Regions from separate parts of the Homo sapiens genome. Here region 2 is linked to region 1. Evidence: read pairs that join two places in POLR2A ChIA-PET (ENCODE). Cell type or tissue: Panc1. All regions are shown on one strand.

Region 1 (4,000 bases):
TTGATTTTATTAAATGGCAACATTTTAGGAAAGAGTATATCTTATTTTCTTTTAGGTAATTTACTAAACTGGACTTTCTAAAACTGAAAAGCATTTAAATATTCATTTTCATTTAACTACATCACCCTTAAGGAGGTAAAGAAGCGGTGTAGAGTAATTATTGCTTAAAGGGTAGATATTACTTTTTAAAATGTACTGAGGGAGTGCTTAAGGGCAAGTTAAATATATATTAAGAATATTCTCTATAATATTCAACTGAATTTTTAACCAAAAAAAGATCAGTGATGTCATCAAGTAGTAAATCAATCTAAAGCTTCTTGACCACTTTTTGTGTAAAACTGAAATTGTAGGAGATCCTGGGTCCTAGAGAGTTAAATTTTAACAAATTATTTTGAATGTACTATACAAAAATCTAATTTAAAAGTCTAGCAATTAAATATTACAATAAAATTACTAAAGGAATTAAAAGTCATACTAGTCTGCATTATAGCAGTGAATATTCTGTAACATAGCTATTGAACTATATTAGTGGGTAGTGTGACTGGCAGAGATGAAAGAAAACTCAAACATGTACCATGATCCTGTTTCATCACCCTCTAAATAAGTAACCCAGAATCACAGAAAAAAAATGAGTGATTTAAAAAAAATATCGACTCTGTACAATCAATGTATTAGTATCAAAGGAAAAAAGCTTATGATACATGAATCTAAATGATGAGAATCAAACTCTCAATTTAGTTTTTTCTTGTTTTCATCAATTAAAGAGAAAAAAATTAAGTCTAAAATCCTCTAAAAAATGTAAACCATATGAGGACACAATTGGAAAGAGAACATAGCTCTTAGTGACTGTTTGAGTTGTTTTGGATGGAGTCATTACATTGCTAGTTCTTTCGGTTTTTTTTTTGGTGTTTTTTTTTTTTTGAGATGGAGTTTCGCTCTTGTCGCCCAGGCTGGAGTACAGTGGCGTGATGTCGGCTCACTGCAACCTCTGCCTCCTGGGTTCAAGCGATTCCCCTGCCTCAGTTCTCCCAAGTAGCTGGGATTACAGGCACATGCCACAATGCCCGGCTAATTTTTTTTGTATTTTTAGTAGAGATGGGGTTTCACCATGTTGGTCAGGCTGGTCTCGAACTCCTGACCTCAGGTGATCCGCCCGCCTCGGCCTCCCAAAGTGCTGGGATTACAGGTGTGAGCCACCGCACCTGGCTGAGTAAAAGTCCTTTTAAAATATAAATTCATTTGAAATTTATTTCAGAACAGATTATTTTCATTTTCTACTACCTAACTATACTGATAATAAGATATCTATTGCTAGAATCTATGATTATTTTATTTTCTATCTAGTAAAAGTTGGTAATTTTAAGTTAAAATTTTCATGTATTTCAATGATAAAATTAGCACTGTTGCTTTATATGCAAACTTGAGCTCAGCAATTAGGAAAAATTGGGAATTTTTTTTGTTTGTTTGTTTTGCATAATGATGATAGAATTTTAAAAAATGTGAATACCAACCCATTTCCCGCTTTTGAGTTGCCTTTGTTGTCCGTGGTAAGCTGAGAAAGCACATAGTGAGGTGCTTTGGCACTGTCGGCATCAAATATATCCATATTAGATTCTTCACAATCTCGTCGTTTGACCCCCGGCCTCTGCTTTGGATTTCGTTTTCGTGATTTACGAGGTACCTCAGTGTTATCATTGTAGGAACTGGTGCTCATGTTACTGAAGTTGGAGGGGGAATCCTCCATCCACATACTGCAGCTCTGCTCAGATTCCAATCCACACCCCTCATCCTGGCAGGACATCCGACTGTTATCCAGCAAGTCCTCAGGTGGTGGTGAGATGTACAAGACTGTGTGCCTCTTCGGTGTTGATGGATGCTGCTGAACTGTGTTACTGGTTAACTGCTTTTCACTTACCCCTCTGTTACTTACCCCCACGGCTGAGGAGCAGCTCTCCACTTGCATAGCCTTGCTGTCGGTGACTGAGGTAGAATAAATGGTAGGGCTGGAAGAGGTGGTAAAGGAGCTGCAAGCACCGCCCATGGAGGAAGAGGAGGGAGCTGAAGAAGCATCTGCAGTGTACAATTCAAGAGTAAATACACTATACATGTTTTCACCTATGCTGGCTAGCAGTCCCATTGAAAATGTGATTTGTGAACTGATTGTTTTTCCCCAAAATGAATAGTCAGAATTTGGTTATGTTTTAGAATATAAATGCTTCAAGCAATATAAGGCCTAAGAAATGGAATTTTTAAAAATGCCCAAATAGCATTATTTTACTTATGTTACAATCCATAGATTTTTAAAATCTCATTTAACGTTTTAAGCTGTAAAGCAAAAATAAAGCTTTTATTGCCTCAGCTGGACATTCTATTGAATTTTAATCATTTAAAGTAATAAAGAAAACCCCAATATGAAATATATGCTGGTGGTCCACATTCAATGCCAATTAAATAATTCATTATAGAATTTGAAAAGTGGGACTGTGCTTAGCCACAAAATATTAAAATAAGTTTCTAACCTATGAAGCAGAGAACTACAGGTCATTTTTAATGCAGACACTCCCTGCTTCAGAGGCAAATCCTGGAATAAAAATATGAGAAAATAAATGAGAAAAGAGCTGCTGATTATTCCAGATATCAATTATAAAATGAGAAATAAATAGAAAAAATATATAATCAACTGAATTGGAGGCAAAATGGAACTGGTATTGTCACTATGATTTGTTGTAAAATCTAGGAGAATCAAGATGAAAAAGGTATGATTTGGAACATTCTGGGTTGTAGAAGCAAGTTAATCATTGGGTCTCCAGAAGCTGGAAGTGGTAGTTCAAAACCATAAGCTCTAAAATAAATCCATCCTTTATGACATAATGAAAAGCAAAGGAAGAACTGATTAATGGATGGATTTCTCTTAATAAAGTACTTGATTACATGCTTGACAATTGGTTAGAGCTGTCCATTTTCTCTTTTTAAAGGACCTGGTTGATTGTGACTAGTAAGGGAATTTTCCAATGTAAGAACAATGGTAAATTTTACTGGCTGAAATCTAACAGAAAATAGTTAAGCATAAAAATCTCTGGAGAGCATCAGAATTAATATTTTTTATAAAACTATTTATCTGTTATGCCTAGCAAGAAAGATTTAAGTAGATCTTTTCAGCATGTGTGGCAACTGGCAGAATAGCGCACTGAAAATACTATTACTTTAGCCCTTAACAGCATAAACTCAGAGGCGCGTTGATCGCTAAGGTTGGAAGTTGTCATGACTAACATTTTAGATATCATTTTATCTTGTTCACAATATGGAAAGGTTGTCATTACATACACACACAAAAATAAAAATAGGTAATGTGACAAAGATATATTTCAATCTAAAATTAATTTGTATCTATGACCAAGTATGCCACTGTTTTAAAGTGTATGATAAAACTGTATGTGCAGTTATTGGAATTGCAACATACACATCAATTATAATATAAAGAGCAAAATGTAAGAATGTCAATGTTTACATAATTAAAAGCCAAGTGCCAAAGATCTGTTTTTTTCAATTGAAAACATGTATTTAAAATACACCTAAATTATTTGAATGAACTATATCCACCCAGAATTCTTCATTACTGTCAAGGCTAAAAAGCACAGTAATTAATATTAGTCATCAAGAATATGATCTATATAATGCCACATGGAAAGATTTTTCCCAACTACCATAAGTGAAGGAGTCTAAAGAAATTAGATGATACCAGTTCCATTTTCCAGTATGTATCCTTCTCAAATGCAGTAGCTGAAATTGGAAAATTCAGTCACTTTAAACTGCATTCCAATTTAAAGGAAAACTTATCAATTTTGTATCATGCATTAATGCAATGTTTTCTTAGTAAATAAATATTTTTAAAAGTTTGTAAAAACTACGAAATCTATATGCTACTGTCAGTGACAGTTTAGGAGCTGATTTGTAGCCACTTTGAGTTTAAATATAATTTTTTTCCTTGTCTTTTGAAAAA
Region 2 (4,000 bases), 160 kb after region 1:
TGCATATCTTTCTATCTTCATTGGGGGAATGTCTACTCAAGTCCTTTGCCTGTTTTTTAATCAGGTTGTTTAATTTTTGATACTGAGTTGTAGGAGATCCTTACATATTCTAGATATGCACCCCTTATCAGACACAGTCATATGTCACTTAATGATGGGGATATGTTCTGAGAAATGAGTCCTTATGCAATTTTGTCGTTGTGCAAACATCACAGAGTGTACTTACACAAACCTAGATGGCATATATATTTTTATTTACATATATATTATGCAAAACCAGGTATCCCAGCACCAGTACTGAATATCAGTCCTTTCCCTTACTGGACCTGCAATGCCAATATCAAGTACCATATATCAGGTTTCTTTTCTTTTTTTTTTTGAGATGGAGTTTTGCTCTTGTCGCCCAGGCTGGAGTGCAGTCGTGCAATCTCGGCTCACTGCAACCTTCGCCTCCAGGTTCAAGTGATTCTCCTGCCTCAGCCTCCTGAGTATCTGGGATTACAGGTGCCCACCACCACGCCTAATTTTTTTTGTATTTTTAGTAGAGACAGGGTTTCACCATGTTGTCCAGGCTGGTCTCGAACTCCAGGCCTCAGGTGATCCACATGCCTCAACCTCCTAAAGTGTTGGGATTACAGGCGTGAGCCACCACACCCGGCCCATATATCAGATGGTTTCAATTTGTGTTCCATTGTAATGTCACGGGACCACCGTTGTTTATTCTGTCATGAACTGAAACTTTTTTTGTATTGTCATGACTGTATGATTTGCAAATATTTTCTCACATTCCAAAGGTTGCCTTTTCACGTTATTAATTGTGTCCTCTGCTGCACAACCACCTTGACAGGTTTGAGGAGTACTGCTCAGGTACATCGTAGGCCCCTCTTTTTGAATTGGTCTGATTTTTTCTCACTATTAGACTGAGCATAGAGTTTGGGGGAGGAAGACCACAGAGGTCAATTGCCATTTCATCCCTTCATATCAAGGGTACATAAAATCCACATGATCTGTGACCTTAATGTTGACCTTGATGGCCTGGCTGAGGTCGAGTCAGGTTTCCCCTTTAAAGTTACTCTTTCTGCCCGCCCCTACCCTGACCCTTTTCCATAGTATGTTTCTCTTTGGAAGGAAGTTGCAGCTTTGGTGGTTTCTCTAAACCAAATACACCCTTATGCACAGTCCCTTTATTAAACTCTTCTCGAATTACCTGCTGGGACCCTGGCTATGATATAAACAGATAACACATTTCATGAAAGTCTTTTTGTGGACATATACTTTTTCTTGGATAAATATCTTAAATTTTTTTTTTTTTTTTAGAAATAGGCTCTCTCTCTGTCACCAGGCTGGAGTACAGTGGCACAGTCATAGCTTACTGCAGACTCCAACTCCTGGGCTCAAGCAATCCTCCTGCCTCGGCCTTCCAAAGTACTAGGATTATAGGCACGAGCCCTCATACCCAGCCTAAATACCAGTAGATATTCTGCCCAGCCTAAATACTGGTGCTTAGCACCTTGTCCTCACTCAAAACTTTTTTGAGGGAGTGTATATTCAGGGCACTTGAGTCTACGCCCCCAGGAAAAAATATAAAATAATAAAAAACCAAAATGTTTGATGAGACTAACTGAGTCACAGAACTAAGAGCTGTTAGGTCAATAAGCGTTTCATAGACTAGAGTACAGCGATTTCCAAAGTTGAGCATGGGCCAGGGATTGTGGCTCACACCTGTAATCTCAGTGCTTTGGGAGGCCGAGGCAGGAGGATCACTTGAGCCCAAGAGGCTGCAGTGAGTCCTAATTGCACCACTGCACTCCAGCCTGGGCAACAAAGCAAGACCCTGCCTCAAAAAATAAAAATAAAAATAAAATACAAACTTGAGCATGTAAGCCAGTGGTAAATGCTGAAAAAACAGAAAGGACATCTGAGGTAGACAGTGATTAAGAATTTTGCAGAAAGGACAGGCTTTGAAGAAGAGCCAATATGTGGGGACAACCAGTAGTAGGCTTCTTCCTGCAAGAGACGAAGACTTCTGGCCGGGCGCGGTGGCTCACGCCTGTAATCCCAGCACTTTGGGAGCTGGATCACCTGAGGTCAGGAGTTTGAGACCATCCTGACCAATATGGTGAAACCCTGTCTCTCCTAAAAATACAAAAAAGTTAGCCAGGCGTGGTGGCGCATGCCTGTAATCCCAGCTACTTGGAAAGCTGAGACATGAGAACTGCTTGAACCCAGGATGTAGAGATTGCAGTGAGCTGAAATTGTGCCACTGCACTCCAGCCTGGGTAACAGAGTGACACTCCGTCTCAAAAAAAAAAAAAAAAAAAAAGAGAAAGACAGACTTCTCTCCCATGCTGGCTGCGCAGGGAGAGTCCTGGAGGGTGTCCCTGCTGATGCCACAGCTGAGGGCCCTGTGAGCAGGGAGGCCCAACTAGAGCAAAGATTATGATGCCCTGGGTTTGTTGTAGTAAGATTTTTCATGATGTTTTATATCTTGTTGAGGAGCATTAATACCCTTTGTTTTTCCCTCTTGAAATCCACTCCTGAATTGCCACACTGCGAGAGTTTGTCCTGGCCAGAAGACAATCACGCAGTATTTTCTCCTTGGCTCTGAAAGATGTTTGTGTGTTGTCGGAAACTAGGTTTTGGCCTCTCACTAGCCAAGCGTGTCTTTGTCTCTAAAGCTCCTTCCAGCTCTGAAATATTACGACACAACAACTATACTTTTCTTCCTACATGTTTTTTCTTATTACAGAAGTATATGTGTTCACCATAGAAAGTTAGAAAATATAAATAAGGGTGCAGAAGAAAATATAAAATCACTTGTAATTTCACCACCCGACGCTAATTCTTTTTTTTTTTTTTTTTTTTTTTGAGATGGAGTCTCGCTCTGTCGCCAGGCTGGAGTGCAGTGGTGCGATCTTGGCTTACTGCAACCTCCACCTCCTGGGTTCAAGGGATTCTCCTGCCTCAGCCTCCCAAGTAGCTGGGACTACAGGCATGCGCCACCACACCCAGCTAATTTTTGTATTTTCAGTACAGACAGGATTTCACCATGTTAGCCAGGATGGTCTCAATCTCTTGACCTCGTGATCCGCCCGCTTCGGCCTCCCAAAGTGCTGGTATTACAGGCATGAGCCACCGTGTCTGGCCACCCGGTGCTAATTCTTATTAATAGTCACTCAATCATTTAACTGATATTTACTGAGTGCTCACCATGGACTGAGCAGCTTGAAATAGATCTTTCTAGGCTATTTATATTTTAGTGAAAGCATCCTGCTTTGTAACCTTCCTTTCACTTATTTTTTTATTTTTTATTTTTGAGACAGGGCCTTGCTATGTCCCCCAGGCTGGGATGCTATCGTGCAATCATGGGTTACTACAATTTCTGCCTCCCCAGGCTCAAGTGATCCTCCCACTTCGGCCTCCTGAGTAGCTGGGACCACAGGTGCTCGCCACTATGCCTGGATAATTTTTTATATTTTTGTAGCGACAGGGTCTCATCATATTGCCTAGGCTCGTCTTAAACTCCTGAGCTCAAGCGATCCTTCTACCTAGGCCTCCCGAAGTGTTGGGATTACAGGCGTGAGCTGGCTGTAACCTGCCTTTCACTTAATAGACAGTATGAACGCATTCCCACATTGGTAAATATTTTCCTACAACGTTCCAGTTTTTTGTGTTAATAAATACTTTCAGAGCTCAATTTTGAGCAAAGTCATAACCATTTCTTTTTTCCTTTAGAGACAGGGTCTTGCTCTGTCACTCAGGCTGGAGTGCAGTGGTGCAGTCATAGCTCACTGTAGCCTCAAACTCCTGGGCTCAAGCAATCCTCTCACCTCAGCCCCCTGAGTAGCTGGGATTACAGGCACGCACCATCACGCCTGGCTAATTTTTGTGTTTTTTGTAGAGACAGGGTCTGTGTTGACCAGGCTAGTCTCAAACTCCTGGCCTCAAGCTATCCTCCCGCCTTGGCCTCCCAGATCACTGGAGTTAAAGATGTGAGCCA

The links. Peaks named below come from ENCODE experiments on the same cell type or tissue, not always from the same donor. Only the 100,000 strongest peaks of a DNase experiment are listed, where the experiment ranks them.
Region 2: POLR2A ChIA-PET joins it to region 1 with 7 read pairs; 5 of 35 experiments call an interaction of 5 or more read pairs at or near these places.

Annotation. Positions count from the first base shown.
Region 1 is chr16:69,645,098-69,649,097 of GRCh38, reverse strand. It overlaps NFAT5 (nuclear factor of activated T cells 5), which reads right to left. Exons shown (of 15, transcript NM_138713.4): 4 at 1,512-2,070. Among named protein-coding and RNA genes, the nearest start is that of SNORD13H, 62 kb to the left of the region's middle. In Panc1, no CTCF peak of the experiment used is centred here; no DNase peak of the experiment used is centred here.
Region 2 is chr16:69,489,475-69,493,474 of GRCh38, reverse strand. No RefSeq gene overlaps it. Among named protein-coding and RNA genes, the nearest start is that of CYB5B, 67 kb to the right of the region's middle. In Panc1, no CTCF peak of the experiment used is centred here; no DNase peak of the experiment used is centred here; H3K27ac peaks cover 1,054 bases.